Regions from separate parts of the Homo sapiens genome. Here regions 1 and 2 are each linked to region 3. A link is an interaction called in ENCODE POLR2A ChIA-PET data of the cell type or tissue named here. Cell type or tissue: CD4-positive, alpha-beta T cell. All regions are shown on one strand. Links, peaks and the distances in the headings refer to the core of each region. The heading gives the core; the rest is flanking DNA. Region 1 overlaps LOC105373496 (a long non-coding RNA gene). Region 2 overlaps ARID5A (AT-rich interaction domain 5A). Region 3 has its middle 72 kb from the start of NCAPH.

Region 1 (6,580 bases), core at 945-5,944, 120 kb after region 3:
AAAAAGTTAGCAAAACATACCTTGTTCAAAACAACTGGCCAAGGACGGGATGTGAAGCAGCCACTGCTGCTAGGGGCACAGCATCCATTGGAGTTCCCTCCCCACCCCTAACTGCCCGAGGGCAGCAGATCCAGGGTTGCCCGGCCACCTCCCTCTCCTGACTGCAGTGTGGGAAGAAACGCAGGACGCTGGCAGGCACCAGACCGTGCCCCGCCCCTGATCCACAGTGTGGCTTTGAGCACACCACTTTCCCTCTCTGGGCCTTGGTTTTCCCATCTGTAAAATCAGGGCACAGTGAACTGTAAAGGGCTCGGAGGGAAATTTCATGGACTGGTTGATGATCCCAGGCTGCCGCCCTTTAGGAGAGGTCCTCCCTCCAGAGGGCTCTTGGACCTTGGGGATCCCAGGTGGGAGCCTTCATGGGAAGCGGAAGTGAGCCCTGAGACCTCTGCAGGCTTCTCTCCTACCTCTGAAAGACTGAGCAGGCAGCCTGGTGTCTCAGACACTCCTCATTTCCCTACTTCCCTTCAACAGGGTTAGAGTTCCTACGAAAGCTTTGCTGCCATGCAAGAAGGCAGAATGCTCTCCCACATGGAGACGCACCCAGACAGTCCACGGGACACATGTGTGCATAAGCCCGAGTGTGCTCAAGCCCCTCCATACCACTGGCATGGCACTATGGCACTCTAAGCAGGAGCTCAGAGGACTTCTGGGCCAGACCTAGGGCAGCCCTTGCCACTCCTGAGTGACAGACCTAAGTCTGGGTACCAGGGCAGTGAGGACTTCCAGAATGTACACAATATAGCAGGACCCACTCTGCTTCTTGTCCTTCCTCCAAGTGCCCACTCAGCATCTTAAAATGGAGATGTAGCCTGGTGCAGTGGCTCACGCCTATAATCCCAGCACTTTGGGAGGCCAAAGTGGGTGGATCACTTGAGCCCAGGAGTTCAAGACCAGTCTGGGCAACATAGCAAGATCCCACCTCCATAAAATTTTTTAAAAGATTAGACAGGCATGGTGGTGCATGCCTATGGTCGTGGCTGCCTGGGAGGCTGAAGTGCGAGAATCACCTAAGCCTAGGAGTCCAAGGCTGCAGTGAGCTGAGATTGCACCACTGCACTTCAGACTGACCCTGTCTCAAAAAAAAAAAAAAAAAAAAAACAGAGAGATGCTCCCAGCTTTCTTCCAGGAGCGAGGTATTCCCTTCATCCCTTGGGATTAACAGTCAATGCCACCCCCTCTAAGCCACTTATTGTGATATTGACATACTTCAGTGTCAGTACTAGGGACTGCTCCAAGTCCCAGCATGGCTGGGACCACCCTGGTGCCTTCCCCCTCTTCAGACTCCCCAGCAATGTGACAACTGAGTGGGGGGTGACACTAGGTCCTCTGGTAGGTCAGGAGCTGTAATGACCCAGTCCTGCCGGGCCACCCTGTAGCATCACGCTGTGGCAGGGAGGCAGGGATTGCAGGCACCTGAGTCCTCCTCACACGCTCAGCTGACCCCGCAGGTCCCTGACCTAGGCTGTGTTTGGTGCCTGTCCTTGCATATGGCGGGCAGCAGCCAGGCTTTGTGTGCAGCACTGTGTCACAGCCGTCTCGCTGTCTGCAGGACTGTTACCGGTGACAGCAGCTATGTGCCTGGCCCTTCTGGGAGCTCAGGAGGGTCCTGCTTACAGGGCGAATTTTGTGCTGAGACAGCTGAGAGGCCAGGTGTTCTGGGCGGCCCAGGAAAACCAGCCGTCAGCATCTCCTGCCCACACCTGTCCTGAGGTCAGAATGAACTTGAGTCCAGCAGGCTCCCAGAGCCAGAGAGCTTCTGCACCTGCAAAGCCCGGCTCCCTGCTTCAGACTGAAGGTGGGGACCTGAAGAGAATGCATACAGGCACCTCAGACTGGACACAGGGGTTGCGGGGGGAGCGGAGGGGAGCCCCTGGGCCCACCCCACCCACTCCACCCTGGCAATTCAGCTTGAAACAAATGATTAGCCTCTCTGTATAGATCCATGTTTCTCTCCTGGGCATGTCGGTTCGGTAAAACCCCGTTCATTTGGGCCTCACTGTGACCTCTAGGACGCTGGCCAAAGGGCAAGCGCCGCCAGGCCAAGGGGCCTGGGAGTGAAATCGTGGGTGAGGATAGGTGACAGGGGTGTTGAATCGGCCCGAGCGGTTCTTTCTTTTCGAGTTAATTTCGCATTGGTCTCTAGGATGCAAGCTTGTCCAACGCGTGGCCCAAGGGCGGCATGTGACTGAGGAAGGTTTTGAATGCGGCCCAAATTCATAAAGCTTTCTTAGAACACTGAGGTATTTTCGCGATTTTTTCTTTTAGCTCACCGGCTGTCGGTAGTGTTAGTGTATTTTACGTATGGTCCAAGACAATTCTTCAACTTCAAAAGACGGAACGCCCCTGCAATGGGACGCCAGACACCTCTAAGAGTGGGTGTAGGCCTCCAAAAGTGTCCACATGATACTTCCAGAAAAACTTCACATGCGGAGGTGTGCAGGAATGTGCGTGCTGCTAGAAAAGAGGCCTAAGGGGTCTGCCCAACGTCCTGAGAACCCGAGAGAGCAGGGCCCGCTGGGACAGGCAGGGGAAGGCCTCGGGAGGGACACGACGGTCCGGCAGCAGAGCCTGCGGGGCTGGAGGAGGCGCCCTCCTCTCAGCTGCTCTTCCTGCCCCTTTCGGTGGCGAAGATGGATGGGGCCCGGGGCTTTCGGCGGGGCCCGAGGGGCCGGCGAGGCTGCGGCCCTGGAGCCCCCTGCCTGGCAGCCATTTGGGCCCCAGGGAAATATCGGCGCTTTGGCTAACCGAATTATTCTTTCGGTTTGAGCCAGCTCCCCTTTTTGAGTCAGATCCGGCGGCAGGGCCAGAAAAGCGCTTTCTGAAACCCCAGCGCGGTCCTCGGTGGGGGTGGAATGGGGTGGGGTGGGGGGCGCGGCCGCGCCGCTGGGCGCCCTCCCCGCCCTCCCCCCTCCCCACCCCCAGTCCTCCCTCCGCTGCCCGCCCCCCAAGCCCGGTGTCGCCCCCTCCGCCCCCTGCCGCATCCCCGGAGCCAGTGCCCACAGGGGCCAGGCAGCCCGCAGGGGTCGCTCACGGCTGGTGTAGGGGCTTGGTCCACCACGCTAGTACTTCGGGCACCAAAATAGAAAAAGAATAACGCTTGGAAAGAATCTGATGTTTCCGAAGGAGCATCGAAAATCGCCGTTACGGGAAAAGTAAAACTCTTGAGGGACTTCCTTACACTAATTTAACTGTCCCGGGTTGTTTTTATTTCTAATTGTGCTGGGGGGATGGGCATCATGATCTGTTTTCAGGGCTTAATGCCCCCTCCACGGTCCCTGGGGGACCTCTGGCCTTGGTGCCTCTCCAGGACATCCTGATGTCTCCGAGGTCCCATTTCAACTCCCTGGGGTCCCGGGCTGCCCAGCTGTTATTTTGCAGAATTTCTCTCCCACAGTGTCACCAGTAGTTCTGCTTATCGCTCCTGCCACTGAGTCACAAGGGGAGGAGGGGATTTCTGAGCTGTTTCAACACTTACCCAGAATATTAGGGGTTTCATGCAGCCCTTGTTTATTTAAAAAAAAAAAGAAAAGAAAGAAAGAAAAGAAAGCCCCAAAGCCAACAAAATATGACACACACGTACAGAAGGAGGGAAGGCAAGGGGGTGGGGGCCTTGCAGAACCAAATGGCCTATCTGCTGAGCTGGGGCTGGAGCTGGAAGTCAGGTTTCCTGTCCCCACTCCCCCAGCCTGGGCCCACCCCGTGCCTTCTGTTTCACCCAGGGCTGTGGAAACCAGCTAATGTTTATGGAGCACTTCCTCCCGCCAGCGGGCACAGTTCTAAGCCCTTTATAAGAAATAGCTCATCCAATGCCCGTAACTGCACCCGGAGGCGTGAGGGCTGTTATTGTGCCTGCCAGCCGGTTTCATAGATAGGAGACAGCACGGAGAGTTCAACTGCACTGGGGTACTTGGGTTTCCTGTGGAGAAAAATTTGCCCATCGCTTTGGCACAGAATCTGTGCCAAGACAGATTCTCAGCCAAGGCAGGCCTCAGAGTCCCCAGAGTCCAGCTACAGGATGCCCAGAACCTCCCTCCAGCTGAGACAAGCTGGCCAGGGGCTTGGGACCTCTGAGCTCCTTGGGGAGCTGAGGGGGCGCTGTCCTGGAGTCCAAGACCTGGGCTGTGTTCACTACCCCTGGCCAGGATTCAGCAGCAACACAGATAACCAGGAAAGGGGCTGTGGCCTGAGCAGCCAGCCTGCAGCCATAGGGAGGGTGTGACTCCAGCGAAACTCCAGCAAGAAGGGCCGCATGTGAGGTCAAGTCCCCAGCATCTAGAATGTGCTGCCCTTGACAACTAGGAAGCGCTAACCCCTGGGGAAGAAAGGGCAGATGTTGCCTGGTGATGGAGGGAGATGTGGGATAGGGGTGGAGGTGGGTGCATGGCCTCTTCCTCCTCCCTCTCCTCCGTGCCCTTCATTCTCCTTCTGTGGATCTTCATTGAGCACCTACTGTGCACCTGCCCTCAGTGGCCTCTCACTTCCTCCTCTTCCTTCCCAATTCCTTTACCAACTGTGAGATCTTTTGAAGCGACTGTGAGACCTTGGATAAGTCCCTTCCCACTTAGACCCTCAGTTTCCTCTTCTGGAGGAGCAGTGGCCGGGGTTCTGCGGCCCTTTCAGCAGCGTAGTGTGGGCAGATAGTAAAGACCACTCCTAGCTGGAGACGAGAGGCTCGGGAGCTGCTGGCCAGTCACACAATGGCATGGGGCTGACCACAGGAGCACGATGTGGCACATGCCCTGCTGGAGGTGTGTGTTGAGACCCCTGGGTATCTGCCTCAGGTGGGCCCTTGAAGGATGAGCAGAAGCTCACTAGGTAAATACAGTGGGAACTGCCAAGCCCGGGAAGGTTCCTCCAGGCCAGAGGGTATAGCCCATGCACACACACAGCTCCAGAAACAGCACCAGGCACTGGGGCAAAGCCCTCCCAGTGTGGCTATATTGCCGTATGTGCCAGAGAGGGGGGATGCCAACCTACCTCCATGTCCAGAGCTGTCTTTACCCAGGCCCAAGGCCCAGCCCTCTGCCTTCAGCCTCCACGCAGCCCTCTGTCTTCAGCCGTGGCCACTACCACTCAGGAAGGTCTGGAAGAGCCTGCTGAGGCCAAGGCAGAGAGAGCGAAGGCAGTTTTAACAGAGCAGAATCCCTCAGGCAGGCCCCATGGCTGAAGACACCATGGCATAGGTGGGCAGCTGGGGTGAGGGAGGGGGGCTGGACAACCCTGTGTCCTCTTCTAGGAGTCCAGGGCAGGCCAGGGTGCCCCAGATGTGGGGAAGAAAAAGCTTCAGGGGCTTCTTGTAGGCTCTCTGGTGAGTTAGTGTATACATATGTTTGTGTGATCCTATGTGTGAGCTGTGGGCTCCTGGCAGGCAAGACCCATGCATAGATGCACAGGCGTGTGTACACAGCTTTGCACACTCACATCTGGGCGTGCAGCAGCAGAAAGGATGCACAGCAGGTGCGGGGAGAATGAGAGAGCTCTTGGGGTGTAGACAGAACCACGTATACCTGGGTTCACCTTGGGTTCTCCCTGCCAGGTACTGTTTCCAACAAAGGTAGTTGGGATGTCAGGCAGGGAGGGTAGCCCTGCCTGTGGCAGGTGCCTGGTGGATGATACCACGATGATGAAAGCAGGGGCCTGGGCTTCAGGTCGGGGCTGCAGTGTGGGGGAGCCACAGCAAGAGTATGAAACCTCTGGGGGATCTGGGTTCTTGGAGCCAGCTGACCCCAGGCCATTGCAAGGCTGAAAGCTTTAGTTTTCATATTCGCAAAGTCCCATGAGTTCATCTGGGGAGGAGGAATTAGAGCAGTCCCTCCCCCAAAAGCCTGGGCTTCCAGTATTGAAGGGGTTAGTGGGGCCTACTCAGATTGGAGATGAGTCACTGACTTCCCCCATAATTCCTCCCTTCATGCCCGCATCCTGGCCAGAGCCTAGGACCCCACCAGGAACCTCGGGAGGGCTTTGCAGCTGCTACCCAAAGACCTGGAAAGCCCGATCGGGAGTGGGGTCTCAGGGCCCAGCCCCAGGTCATCAGGGCAAGGCCTGAAGAGTGCAGAATCCACCCTGCAGAAGTTCTGATGCCACCGGCGAAGGAGGCTGTTCTCAGGTAGCTGCCACAATAGAATGACCAGTTGTTGAAGGCTTATGTTATTTCTCACCCTCACAGTAATCTTGCAAGCTAGGTATTGCTAACGCCATTTCACACGGGAAAACTAAGGGTTGGAGACAGTGAATAACCCATCCCAGGTCATACTACCTGCAAGGGAGGGTACCCGGATTGCAAACCAGTCCACCTGACTCCAGAGCCGGGGAGGTTTCTGTTCTCTGGACTGGCTGAGAAGCTCCCAGGGAGGCATGGACCTCTCCTAGCCTGTCGCTGCAGGAGTCAGCATGTGGTGAGAGCCTGCCTCAAGTGTTTGGGGCCCGCCACCATAAACCTGAGTGATTCCACACGGCCTAGGAATGGCTGGGAGGCCATTAGGAAGTCTCCGGGCCTCTTTAGGGCTACAGAGGGTGA
Region 2 (6,580 bases), core at 1,116-6,115, 150 kb after region 3:
GGGGGACATGCGTGGTTCCTCACCAGGCTGGTCCTGCCATACGTGCGGCACCTGAAGGGGGAGGATGACAAGCCGCTGCCCACCTCCAAGCCCAGGAAACAGTACAAGATGGCTAAGGAGAACAGGGGGGATGATGGGGCCACCGAGAGGCCGAAGAAGGCCAAGGAGGAGCGGCGCATGGACCAGGTAGGCCTGCGGCTGGCTGGGGCCACCCTGTCCCTTGCCTCTTGTAGCCCCCTACCCCACAACTCCCTGTGGCCGCGGAGCTGTCTGCTCAGAATACACAGAACCTGCACCCAGGGCGGGACTTGCAAGGTTCCAGGTTCTCCACAGATGGTTGTGCAAGTGGACTCTGAACTCCAGCCTGCGCCCACCCACCAGGCACCTGAGGCTGTGTCCACTCAGAGGACAGGGCACCTTTGGAAAATTCTGTACAGAGGACTGCAGGGGCTGGCGGGGGACCTGGGCAGGCCTGAAAGTGCCACCTCTTGCTCCTCAGGTCAGGATGTGGGGCTGAGGCAGTCCTGAGGCAAGACTTTCTCTCATTCCAGATGATGCCAGGAAAGACCAAAGCAGATGCTGCTGACCCAGCACCACTTCCCAGCCAGGAGCCCCCCAGGAACAGCACAGAACAGCAGGGCCTGGCCTCTGGGTCTTCTGTGTCCTTTGTGGGTGCCAGCGGCTGTCCTGAGGCCTACAAGCGGCTCCTATCCAGCTTCTACTGCAAGGGGACACACGGCATCATGTCACCACTGGCCAAAAAGAAGCTCCTGGCCCAGGTGAGCAAGGTGGAGGCCTTGCAGTGCCAGGAGGAGGGCTGCCGCCATGGGGCAGAGCCCCAGGCGTCCCCAGCTGTTCACCTCCCAGAGAGTCCCCAGAGCCCCAAAGGGCTGACTGAGAACTCCAGGCACCGGCTGACCCCTCAGGAGGGATTGCAGGCCCCAGGTGGCAGCCTCAGAGAGGAGGCGCAGGCAGGCCCCTGCCCGGCAGCCCCCATCTTCAAGGGCTGCTTCTACACCCACCCCACCGAGGTGCTGAAGCCTGTCAGCCAGCACCCCAGGGACTTCTTCTCTAGACTTAAAGATGGGGTGCTATTGGGGCCTCCTGGCAAAGAGGGGCTGTCAGTGAAAGAGCCCCAGCTGGTGTGGGGCGGAGACGCTAACCGCCCTTCTGCGTTCCATAAAGGTGGCTCCAGAAAGGGCATCCTCTACCCCAAGCCCAAAGCCTGCTGGGTGTCCCCCATGGCCAAGGTCCCAGCCGAGAGCCCCACGCTCCCGCCCACCTTCCCCAGTAGCCCAGGCCTGGGCAGCAAGCGCAGCCTGGAGGAAGAGGGTGCTGCCCACAGTGGGAAGAGACTGCGGGCCGTGTCTCCCTTTCTTAAGGAGGCGGATGCCAAGAAGTGTGGGGCCAAACCTGCAGGGTCCGGCCTGGTCTCCTGCCTTCTGGGCCCAGCCCTGGGGCCTGTGCCCCCAGAGGCCTACAGGGGCACCATGCTGCACTGCCCGCTGAACTTCACTGGCACCCCGGGCCCCTTGAAGGGCCAGGCTGCACTCCCCTTCAGCCCCCTGGTCATCCCGGCCTTCCCGGCCCACTTCCTGGCCACCGCAGGCCCCTCGCCCATGGCCGCTGGCCTGATGCACTTCCCCCCAACGTCCTTCGACAGTGCCCTCCGCCACAGACTTTGCCCGGCCTCATCTGCCTGGCACGCACCACCAGTCACAACCTATGCAGCGCCCCACTTCTTCCACCTCAACACCAAGCTGTAGGCCAGCCCATGGTGTTGTGTACACTGTGGAGTCGACAGGGGCCTACAACAGGCAGGTACTGCTGCCAGGGGGCTCTGAACTAGTGCCTGCTACCCAGGACACCCGGGCCATGCCCCTGGCTGGGCAGCCTGGCACAAGTGAAGAAGAAGGCAGTGGGAAAACTGGGTTTATCTCAAGGCAGCAGCCTGAGCCCAGGAGCAGAGGACCCAGTTGTTATAAGGCGCTGGGAGAGGATGGGCAGCTCCCACTGCCCCAGAGCGGAGCTCGAAGCACCCAGGTTGCCCACGGAAAATCCAATAAAAAGACACCAGTGTGAATCCACGTAGCCCTGAGGTGTGTGTGGTATGGGCCTTTGCAACGGCAGGCAAGGCGGGGGTGAGCTTGTGGGTGGGGCTGCCATTAGGGGGCCAAGGAGGTGGACCTGAACGCCACTACCCCACTGAAGAGCGGGCCCAAAGCAAACCCCAGCCTCTGCCGTTTAGGCAGCCTCTAACATCTGTCCTTGCCTTCAGTCCAGTTTCCTAGTTGAGCTTCAGGGAATGCTTGCTGCCTTCCTCATTGTGGAGATGGGGATTGGAGGTCCTGGGAGGGTCGGTGACTTGCCCAGGTTCCCCTGGCAGGAGGGGCAGGGGAGGGCTGCACAGGCTGTGTGACTCCCGTGCTCTGAGCGGGACCCCAGGCTGTTACCAGTGCCCCTGGGGGGTTGGGGGTGTGACCAGGAAGCCTGAGTTGGTCTGCGTTGGTGGTGGATGTAGATTTCTGGGGCCTGCAGCTGAGCCCTCTCTGCAGCCCCACCCCACTTGCCTGAACCGCATGGACAGACCAGAATGACCACTGGATTGAAATCACCGGAGGTGCCTGGAGGGAAAGGGGAGCAAATCCACTGGTCTGGGCCTGGGTGTCTGCATCGGTAACAAGCCCCTGCAGTTTCAGATGTGGTTGCCCCAGGGCTCATATTAGAATCCCTGCGGCTTGACGCCCTGCTTCCTGCAGGCCGGATGGGAGCAGGGCCTTGGCTCAGGAGGAGGGAGGGTGGGTTCTTTTCAGAGGCACTGTCCCCTCCCTCCACAAGCAGCCTGCACCCAAACAGCTTCACATGTAGTCCTGGAAAAGTGGGGCTACTGCTGGCCAAGCAGAGGGCAGATGTCGGGGCTACAGGTGTGAGCAGGTCAGTGGGTGACACGCACCACTGGAACTTACCCTGGCCGCTGGGGCTGGGATGCTCATGAACTCCGGCCATGGGAAGGGCCCCCATAGGTTGCAGGTAGAGAGGCCAAGGCCGGGGATGGGCAGGGTCTTGCTTGCCCAAGGCTACCATCCACGATGACAGAACCCAGACCAGGGAACGTGCAGCATGCCTGGCACCAGGGAGTGGGTGGCCAGGCCAAAAGGGCACCCTATCCAGCCCCTGCCCCTGGCCACCTCCTTCAGGAGCAGCCTGTGGAGGAGAGCTCAGGCACCTTCCAAGCGAGGCCTGTGACGGGTGGAGGGGCAAAGAGTGGTGCTCCCTGCTGTTGAGAGCACTCAGGCTCTGCAGGGGCATCTCCCAACCTTCCACCTCTTTCCTTCTGAGAGATGCCAAGATGTCAGCCTGAGCACCTGGAGTGACCAGCCCTGAGCTCCGCACTGCCACATGCGCCCGTGTGCAGTCCATCTCTCCGAGCTGTGGAGGCTCAGTGGATGATAAAGAACGGGGAGGGGCTGGGTGCAGTGGCTAACACCTGTAATCCCAGCATTTTGGGAGGCCAAGGGGGGTGGATCACCTGAGGTCAGGAGTTTGTGACCAGCCTGGCCAAGATGGTGAAACTCCATCTGTACAAAAACTACAAAAATTAGCCAGGCATGGTGGCGGGCACCTGTAATCCCAGGTACTTGGGAGTCTGAGGCAGGAGAATCACTTGAACTCGGGAGGCAGAGGTTGCAGCGAGCCGAGACTGCGCCACTGCACTCCAGCCTGGGCAACGAGCAAAACTCGGTCTCAAAAAAAAAAGAAGGGAGGAGCTGAGTTCTGCCCACCCTCCAGGCCCTGGGTGCTGGGCCACAGATCACTGGGGTCGGATCCCCTGCCTGGATAAAAGGGGAGGTGACCCTGTTGTGTGCAGGGTCCTGCCCAGCATGGGGCAGGGTGCCCTTCATCTACGAAGCAACATTGGCCTGGCCCTGGCACAAAGATGGGCAGGCGGCCCGTCAGCAGGACTTGAGGGCAGGCAGCTCAGCGCTGCGATCACGGCGCCCTCTGGAGGCCGATCTGAAGAATGCACTTCCCGTGGGACGTCTGTCCTGGGCAGGTGGGCGCCCTGGGCAGGACGCAGGGGACCCTGCTTTGGCACAGATGCTAGAGCCGGATGTAGTCATGCTTCCAGGGCACCCTCTGGGCCCAGTGCCCCACAGCCCGGTACTAGCTGTACCCGATTCTCGGAGGGTAGCGTCCTGGCTCACAACCCGCCTGAATGGTGGGGTCCCGTCAGTGCCTCTGATTCCTCAGTGAGCAGAGACTGAGGACAAGTACCAGGGCTGGAGACCTGAGGTTGAGGGGAGGAGGGGACGAGAATGAGTGATCTCAGACGGGAGCACCGCCATGCCCTGGGGCCTCTGGGAAGCACTAGGTTCCACCTGAGGTTGGTGGCACGGGTTTTGGGTTTCGGCGGGACCAGGCCACAAGCTGTGTGACGATTCGGAGTAGGGGAGAGTCAGGTTCCACCGAGGAGGCACTGGGCCGGGACAGTCTGGCACAGCAGAGCGGGACAGGGAGCTGAGGCGAGTGCAGGGAGCCAGGCCAGTGGAAGGCCTGGAGTCCAGGCTGGGTGCGGGGAGCCAAGGACGGTTGGCGGGACTGATGCAGCGCAGTGGGGCTCCGAGAACCGCAGGACTCAAGGAGGTGGCCTGGGGATAAGAGGCATGGCTGACGTTCCCTGTACCTGGGTGCACTCGTGGGAGTGAGTGGAGGAGAGCAGGCCAAGGAACGAAGGGGCTGGGGCGTGGGAATCCTTGGAGTCACCGCCTTTGTGCCAAGGTCAGGCAAGAAGTGGGGAGGAGGGGCTCGGGGTCCACAGCAAGGCCACGATGCAGGGGCAGCAACATGGGCTGGCAGCAACCCCCACCTCGGGACAGCGTGGAGAAGCGACCTGCACTGGAGGGAGCTGAGGGAGTGGTCTCAGGGTGGGCACAGCCATGGGCTGGCAGGGGAGGAAGCAGAGGGGCAACTGGGAGCCCAGGCAGGGAAGTGAGAGACCTCCACCACTCAGCAAAGGTTTACCCTCAAAACCAGAGGGTGGGCCAGGTGCGATGGCTCATGCCTGTAATCCTAGAACTTTGGGAGGCCAAAACAGGCAGATCACCTGAGGTCAGGAATTCGACACCAGCCTGGCTAACATGGCAAAACCCCATCTCAACTAAAAATACAAAAATCAGCCGGGCGTGATGGCATGCACCTGTAGTTCCTGCTACCAGGGAGGCTGAGGCAGGAGAATCACTTGAACCCAGGAGGCGGAGGTTGCAGTGAGCTGAGATTGTGCCATTGCACTCCAGCCTGGGCTACAAGAGTGAAACTCTGTCTCAAAAAAACAAACAACAGAGGCTGCTGACAGTGGCCTGAGATGTGTTTAATTTTTTTTTTTAAGAGATGGGGTCTTGCAGTGTCACCCAGGCTGGAGTGGTGCTGTGGCTATTCACAGGCAAGACCATCATGCATTGCAGCACCCAAACTCCTGGACTCAAGCAGTCCTCCCACCTCAGCCTCCCAAGCAGCTGGGACTACAGGTGCATGTCACGGCAGCCAGCTAAATGTTTTTAAATAGTTGCCAGAATTTAAAAATCAGATTTCACATAAAAATGTGGGTATCAGGCTTCTCTTTAAAAACCAGAATTTTTGGCCAGGCGCTATGTCTCACGCCTGTAATCCCAGCACTTTGGGAGGCCGAGGCAGGCAGATCACCTGAGGTCAGGAGTTCAAGACCAGCCTGGCCAACATGGTGAAACCCCGTCTCTACTAAAAATACAAAAATTAGCCGGGCGTGGTGGCAGGCGCCTGTAATCCCAGCTACTCCGGAGGCTGAGGCAGGAGAATCACTTGAACCTGGGAGGCAGAGGTTGCAGTGAGCCAAGATCGTGCCATGCACTCCAGCCTGGGCGACAGAGTGAGACTGTCAAAAAAAAAAAAGGAAGAAAGAAAAGAAAGAAATCAGCACGTGCTACACATCAGGGCTCCCCCCGCCCCCAGCCAGGGGTCAATCACCTAACAGCACGCACTGCCGACTCAGCTCCAACTGCCTTCTCTCCCTGGGGTCCCGCTTCAGGATGCATTGTGAGGGGAGAATCTTATCTGAGGCCTCTGCTTACCCGGTAACCTCTGAGGCTGTTACCTCAGAGGAGGTGTGTCTTCCGTAGACCAAGACAGTAGCTGCTGTGCTGGGTGACGCCAGGTGCATACCCTTCTCTTGGCCTCCATTCCCTCACCTGTGATATGGAAATGAGTCACTCCTACCTCAAGAGTGGTGGGCATTTAGTGAAAGTGCTCTGTAAACTAAAGTTCTGATGAATGTGGATCATCACCTCCTTCCCCACCAGCAGTTCTGCTCTACCAGCCTGACCGCCCCGTGCCCTGCCCTTTACCTCACTGCTTTTTAACATTCCCGCTCTCCCGCCTGGCTTCTGACTCACAGTCACACTGAACTTTGGATCCTGTCAGCATCTGAGTCAAGTATGGCAAGTCACTTCCCCCCAGGTATCAACTTTGACTGATGGTGGCTGTCTGCAGCTTGGGGCTGACTCAGTGTGACAGTGATGCAATTGATTAGTAATGTCTGCCAAGGCCA
Region 3 (6,580 bases), core at 898-5,897:
GGCTCCCCGAAGGGCCGCAACTCTTCTCTCCTTCTCTTCTCTCGCAATGTGGTAAGCGAGGGGTGTGTTTCAGTCCCATTTGTGTTACAGCTCTTTCAGCCCCACCATTCAGCAGGTCCCAAGTTTTTGTCCTGTGCCGAGGAAGAATGAGGAAAACAGACAAGTGGAGGGTGAACAAGGCAAAGAGGAGCTTTACTGAGCAACAGAATGAGTAGCAGGGAAGTGGGTAGCTCCTCTCCACAGGCAGATTGTCCTGTCAAGTGTTCAGCTCTCAGCAGAGAGGAGACCCTAGGTTGGGTAGCTCCCCTCTGCAGGGAGGTTGTTTCATCTTCTCTGTAGCTCTCAATAGAGAGGAGGATTTGGAGTGGGTAACTCTTCTCTGCAGGCAGGTTGTCCTGTCATCTCCCAAAATATGGCTGAGTCCAGGGCTTTTTGTGAGCCTCAGAGGGGGGGAAGTGCATGCTGATTGGTCCATGGGCGGCATGGGCAGGCCCAGGAAAAGGTGCCACCAGTTCCCCCTCCTCTCCTTGGGGCTGGCAGCCTGGCCCTCAGGCTTCAGGCCTTCCCCAGCCTAAAGGTGAGGCTTCACTGGGGACCCACCCCTTTCCGCCCCAGAGTCTGTCTGTTTCCTATTGCTTTCTATGGCGCCCATGCTGTTTGTGCCAAGGGGCACCTACAGGCCAGCACCAAGCTGCCCTCAGTGCCCCCTCAGCCTCCCTCCCCTGCTCATCAGCACTCAAAGTCCAGAGGGGGCTGAGGCAGCAGGGGGGAGGTGTTTCAGCACTGCCCCAAGCATGCGCACACCTGGCCAGGCTGCGATAGCACCCAAGCTTGACCCCAACCTTGTTCTGAGATCAGAGCAGGCACTGGGAGCAGGGAGAGGCCAGGCAGTGGGAGCAGACACCTGTGAGCCTGCAGGAACAGTGAGGGTTTCCTGGGCCCCCAAGAGTGCAGAGATGCCCAGGTCGACAACCACAGCTTGGGCAGCTGCACCTGCACCCAGGAGTGTGGGACTCCTGACTGCTCCCAGCCCCCTGGAGCACAGGGAGGCCCGGGTCCACAGCTGAGACTTAGGCAGCTGCCGTTGTGCCCAGGGAGCTTCCACTCTGCTAACTCGGAAGGGGTGGGGCTCCCGCTTGTCCCTGGTTCCAGCTGGCTCCATGGAGTGTGTAGCCCTGGCCACACCTCCCCTCTGTAGCTGGCATCTTGGCAGCAGCCGATCCAATGGGAGGATTGTGTGAGCCCAGGAGGTTGCAGTGAGCTGAGATCGCACGACTATACTCCAGCCTGGGTAACAAAGTGAGACCTGGTCTTAAAAAAAAGAAGGAAATATATAGCAAAAGTCTGGAAGACTGGATCCCTTTGAGGGGGACCTGGATGGGTTTAATAAGATGGGAGAAGAGCTTAATAAGAATCTCTTATTTGTATAATTAAAAAGAAAATGTTAAGATACATTTTTAAAACAAAAGATTCTTCATCTAATTTAATCCCCATCTCATCCCTCACAACCACAGCAGGAAAACTGAGTCCACATAGCAATTTCTCACCCTCTTTTCATTTTTATTTTTTGCCAGAATAAAAGGTGTCAGTGTTGCTCTGGCCACTGTTGTGGTTAGCAATGTGAATTCTGTGCCTTCAGTGCCTCTGATGGGAATCCTGCTTTGGAGGATGTGCCTCCTTCTCCATCCAGGGAGGAATTCCACCTGTAGCTTAAGACCCTCCCTCTGTTTAAATTCCTGGAGATTTTGCTGGAAGGAGTTGAAGGCAGGTTTCCTTTTGTAAGAGGCCATCCGGGCCACAATCTCAGGCCTAGAAGGGCTCTGAAATAGAGTTAGGGTGCCCCTCCATCCCCTCCTGCTGGAACAGTCACCAGACACCCCAGTAGAGGCCGTGTCTTCCCGACACCCTGCCCACCGAGACCCAGGAGGCTGGACTGCCAAAGACCCCATTTCAACAAGGGGAGCATCTGGATACTGTGTGGGCTTTGACAGGGAATAAAACAGGGTGTGAAACCCTTTTGTCCAACCCTGACTTTGGCAGGTTCTAAAACAGGTGGGGAGGCGTTGTAACACTGCTGGCTCTCCACAGTCAGCCTTGTCTTCCTTCTTTGCCCATCTGGCCCACAGGCTCAGGGAAGGTGACCAGAGTCCCATCTCCAGCTCAGCCCAATCTGATTGACTGAACCAGTCACAGTGGCCCCATTCCCCTTGTCCATTGTTGGTTTACAAATGGGCATGTGATGCAGCTCTGGCCAATGAGATGTACAGGAACATTTGCTGGGGGATAGTTTCTTAGTTTCTTTTTCTTTTTTTCTTTTCTTTTCTTTTTTGTTTTTTTAGATGGAGTCTCGCTCTGTCCCCTAGGCTGGAGTGCAGTGGCGCGATCTCGGCTCACTGCAAGCTCTGCCTCCTGGGTTCACGCCATTCTCCTGCCTCAGCCTCCCGAGTAGCTGGGACTACAGGTGCCCGCCACCACGCCCGGCTAATTTTTTATGTTTTTAGTAGAGACGAGGTTTCACCATGTTAGCCAGGATGGTCTCGATCTCCTGACCTTGTGATCTGCCCGCCTAGGCCTCCCAAAGTGCTGGGATTACAGGCATGAGCCACCGCGCCTGGCCGATGGGGGATAGTTTCTTAAAAAAACTCACAGCGAATCTTCCCCGCAGAGCTGGGAGTCTGCGTGGGCCTGCAGCTGCCATCTGGCAGGCATGGGAGGTGGGGCCAGGCTGTATGCTGAGGATGGCTGAGGGGGAAGGACTCTTTTTTCGCTCCTGTTTTTTTAAAGTTGTACATCAATATTTTATAATTGTATAAATTGTTGGAGTACAAAGCGATGTTATGATTTATGATTCTTTTTTTAGAGAGTGGGGGTCTTGCTCGGTTACCCAGGCTGGATTTCAGTGCCATAATCATAGCTCACTGCAGCCTCAAACTCCTGGCCTTAAGCGATCCTCTTGCCTCGCCTCTCAAGTAGGGGGGAGTATAGGCATGTGCCACCACATCTCTACACATTTTTTTGTAGAGATAGGGTCTTACTATATTGCCCAGGCTGGCCTCCAACTTCTGGCTTCAAGTGATCCTCCCGCTTCAGCCTCCCAGAGTGCTGGGATTACAGGCACGAGCCTCTGTGCCCATCCATGATTTATGATTCTTGATGGTACCAAATTGAGCTACTAAAGTAGCTGACCCGGAGTTGCCTTGCCTTGGGGCTGCCTGTGATGTGGGATGACAAAGCCTCCTTGTTTAGGTCATTGGAATTAGGTTTCCTGTTGCTCATGGCTGCAAACATCCTAACAGATATGTGAGGAGACCACCTCCAGCTCACCAAATACACCCCCTCTCCTTTCTTCTCAATAATCAGTGAAATTTGCTATTTCGTGCGCGCTGTGTTCCCTACCGCCGCTTGCTCCTGCTCAGGTGGGGTGAGCCTCCTCCCAGCCAATTACTGGAAATTTCTGCCAAGGGGCATCTTGGAGCCTCTCTCACCCCCGTTCTCACCAAATACAGGCACTTCCTCTGAGAGGACGGCAGAGGGCGCAGATTTAGCTTCTGTCCTGCGAATGAAGCACGCAGTACAAGGTTCCAAACTGCAAGTCAACAGCAAGCACGAAGCAGCCACACTGGAAATGGGGTGCCTCCATCGCCTGGGGCTGTGGGCTGCCATCCTCTGCCAAGCGGATGCTCTGCCACCAGCTCCACTGACATGGGCAAGCCACTTCCTGTCGCCCTGGCCCCCAGCTCCTCATGTGTAAACATGGGGGTTGAATGGGCCTCTTCCAACTAGCTGGGTTTCATCTGTTGGCTGAAAACAACGGTCCCAGTGTGCCAGCCAAAAGCAAGCCTTTCACGCCCAGACTCAGCCTCAGGGACTGCAGGGGCCAGCTCCCCCAGAGGGGCCCGGGGACAATGATGTCAAATCTGTGACATCAACACCCACACAGAAAGGATCCAGTCCTTTCAGCCTCTCAGACTCTCTCAAACTGTAACGAAATGGGTGGGGTTTTTTTTGTTTTGTTTTATTTTTGTTTGTTTGAGACAGAGTCTTGCTCCATTGTCCAGGCTGGAGTGCAATGGCGCGACCTCGGCTCACTGCAACCTCCGCCTTTCGGGTTCAAACGATTATCTTGCCTGAGCCTCCTGAGTAGCTGGGATTACAGGCTCCTGCAACCTTGACTGGCTAGTTTTTGTATGTTAGCCAGGCTGGTCTCAAACTCCTGACCTCAAGTGATCCTCCTGCCTCGGCCTCCCAAAGTGCTGGGATTACAGATGTGAGCCACTGTGCCTGGCCCGAAATGGTTATTTGAAAGGATACAAGGAGTGGCGTAATCACAGAACCAGACCAAACTGAGCCTACTCTGTTGATAAGAGAATGTCAAGTTACCTTGTAGGTATAACCAAGCCAAAACTGCGAGTCATGTAGTCCAGGCACAATAGAAAAAGCTTTGACCTCTAACAACACCGGAACCAATGATTTCTTCCTGCAGAGCCAACAGGACTGGGACATGACCAGAACCTGAACACTGGAACCCTTTCAAAAGGAAGGAGTCTATGGGCCTGGAAGATCTGGGGCTAAAATCTGCCTCAACATACCTTACCACAAATGGTTAAATTTGAAGCCCTCCAATCAGACCCTGCCAAGCCAACATTCCTAAATACTTTCCCTTGCCCTCTGACCCCTTAAAACGTGCCCCACACCCCAAATTGGAGAGAGAAGTTTGAGCTGTGCCTCCTGTCTCCTTGCTGGTCTGCCTCACAATGAAGCTTTTCTTTTCTCAAAGCTGGAGCAGCAGTGTTGGCTTCTGTGCAGTCAGGCAGCAAGCCCATTTGCTCGGTAATAGCTGGAGTGAGAGTACTGAGACAGTAGAGATAAGACTTGGCTTCAGCTCAGCCCCACTACAGCATTCCCACGGATCACAAAACCCACACCACTACCCCACGATGCCATAATGTTTAACCATGCCGCTTACTTAAAGAACTCTGGCCAGGCGCAGTGGCTCACATGTGTAATCCTAGCATTTTGAGAGGCGAGGCAGGCGGATCGCTTGAGTCTGTAAGTTTTAGACCTGCTTGGGCAACATGACAAAACCCCGTCTCTCCAAAAAAATACAAAAATTAGCTGAGCATAGTGACAAACACGTGTAGTCCCAGCTACTCAGGAGTCTGAGGTGGGAGGATCACTTGAGCCCAGGGAGGTCAAGTCTGCAGTGAGTCATGATGGTGCCATTGTACTCCAGCCTGGCAACACAGCAAGACCCTGTCTCAAAAAAAAGAAAAAAAAAAATTCCAGGAACTGGCCTGAGGAGATAACCAAGGTTGCACAGTGTCGCATCCCAGGAAGGAATTCTGAACAATTGATTTAAAGCTTTGTTGCTACCAGCCAGACCACCAGGTGGCCCATTATTATTAATGGGTCATGGTTATCCTGACCATGAAAACCATGGCAATCAAATATGCTGACCTGCACACCCTACCCCTTATGAGGTCTGCCCGGCTCAGCCTGCTCGCCCTACCCCTGATATTAGTTCCTATGCTTTGTCTAATAAAAAAATCTCCACCAGCTCTTTTTGGAGAGTCAGTCAGGAAATTCTCTCTCTCTCTCTCCCTCTCTCTCTCTCTGTCTCTCTCTCTTTCTGTCGCTCTCTCTGCCTTTCTCTCACTGTCTTTCTGTCTCTCTCTGTCTCTGTCCTTCTGTCTCTTTCTCTGTCTTTCTGTCTTTTTCTCTGTCTCTGTCTCTCTCTGTCTCTCACTCTCTGTCTCTCCGTCACTCTCTCTCTCTGTCTCTCTATCACTCTCTCTCTCTCTCTCTCTCTCTCTCTCCTCTCTAGTGCTGCCTCCCTTATGTCCAGGCATAAGCTCTAATGAAGCCTCGTCTGGGAAAACTCTTTTGGCCTCATGTCAATTTCTTTTACATCCAGAGCCAACAGCCTGTGGTGGGTAATCGTCCCTTCTCTAATTACTTGCCCAGCATCTACCAAGCAGGCCCTGTCAGCGGGAGTCCTGCCTGCACTCCTCCCGGGGCGGATGCTCTCCTCTTGGCTAGCCCAGACAGGTGCCCTTGGGGCTCCCCGCCAGGCAGGCACTGACCTCCCGCGGTCCAGCCACCTCCTGCTCTCAGGGATGCCCCAGCCGGATCTCAGCCCAGCAATCCCGGGTCTCCAGCCTGCCGCTCCACCCTGGGCTGCCTCCTGACTGTTAACACATGACATTGACAGGGACTGTCTCTGTTATGGGTTGAATGTTTGTGTTCCCCCAAAGGAAACGAGAATATTTCACCCCAAAATATACCTCTTTGGCTTATTTTGAGATGGCTATTCAGAGAGGCTGCAAACAGAAGAAGGACTTTGAAAAGCTGCCTTTCGTGAGGGAGAGTTGCACCTGGAGAGAAAATCTATGTTAGTGAAATCAATGCCCAGGCTTTCCCTGAGGACCCTGTAAGCAAGTGGGGTGCAGGGGTGAGGGGGTTGGGGGATCTCAAAGGATTATAGGAATTTAATCAACTTAAGCAATCAGCCTGTTTTGGGTTTTTTTGTTTTGTTTTGTTTTTTGTTTTTTTTGAGACAGAGTCTCGCTCTTTCACTCAG

The links. Peaks named below come from ENCODE experiments on the same cell type or tissue, not always from the same donor. Only the 100,000 strongest peaks of a DNase experiment are listed, where the experiment ranks them.
Region 1: POLR2A ChIA-PET joins it to region 3 with 17 read pairs; 15 of 35 experiments call an interaction of 5 or more read pairs at or near these places.
Region 2: POLR2A ChIA-PET joins it to region 3 with 30 read pairs; 9 of 35 experiments call an interaction of 5 or more read pairs at or near these places.

Annotation. Positions count from the first base shown.
Region 1 is chr2:96,524,694-96,531,273 of GRCh38, forward strand. It overlaps LOC105373496 (a long non-coding RNA gene), which reads right to left. Exons shown (of 3, transcript NR_135564.1): 2 at 5,041-5,156; 3 at 3,247-3,490. Among named protein-coding and RNA genes, the nearest start is that of ARID5A, 8.8 kb to the right of the region's middle. RefSeq lists enhancers at 1-174, 3,957-4,106, 6,317-6,580 and silencers at 2,507-2,846, 2,997-3,096. In CD4-positive, alpha-beta T cell, for the core only: a CTCF peak has its summit at 3,109 (motif pointing right); DNase peaks (open chromatin) are centred at 3,078 and 3,638; H3K4me3 peaks cover 1,428 bases.
Region 2 is chr2:96,550,548-96,557,127 of GRCh38, forward strand. ARID5A (AT-rich interaction domain 5A) reads left to right here. Exons shown (of 7, transcript NM_212481.3): 6 at 27-186; 7 at 552-2,087. The coding sequence ends at 1,766. Among named protein-coding and RNA genes, the nearest start is that of ARID5A, 17 kb to the left of the region's middle. RefSeq lists enhancers at 1,409-1,468, 3,262-3,787. In CD4-positive, alpha-beta T cell, for the core only: CTCF peaks have their summits at 4,020 (motif pointing left) and 4,220; DNase peaks (open chromatin) are centred at 2,734, 3,064, 3,314, 3,974 and 3 weaker places; H3K4me3 peaks cover 283 bases.
Region 3 is chr2:96,403,990-96,410,569 of GRCh38, forward strand. No RefSeq gene overlaps it. Among named protein-coding and RNA genes, the nearest start is that of NCAPH, 72 kb to the left of the region's middle. In CD4-positive, alpha-beta T cell, for the core only: CTCF peaks have their summits at 3,532 (motif pointing right) and 3,737; a DNase peak (open chromatin) is centred at 3,582; H3K27ac peaks cover 1,418 bases.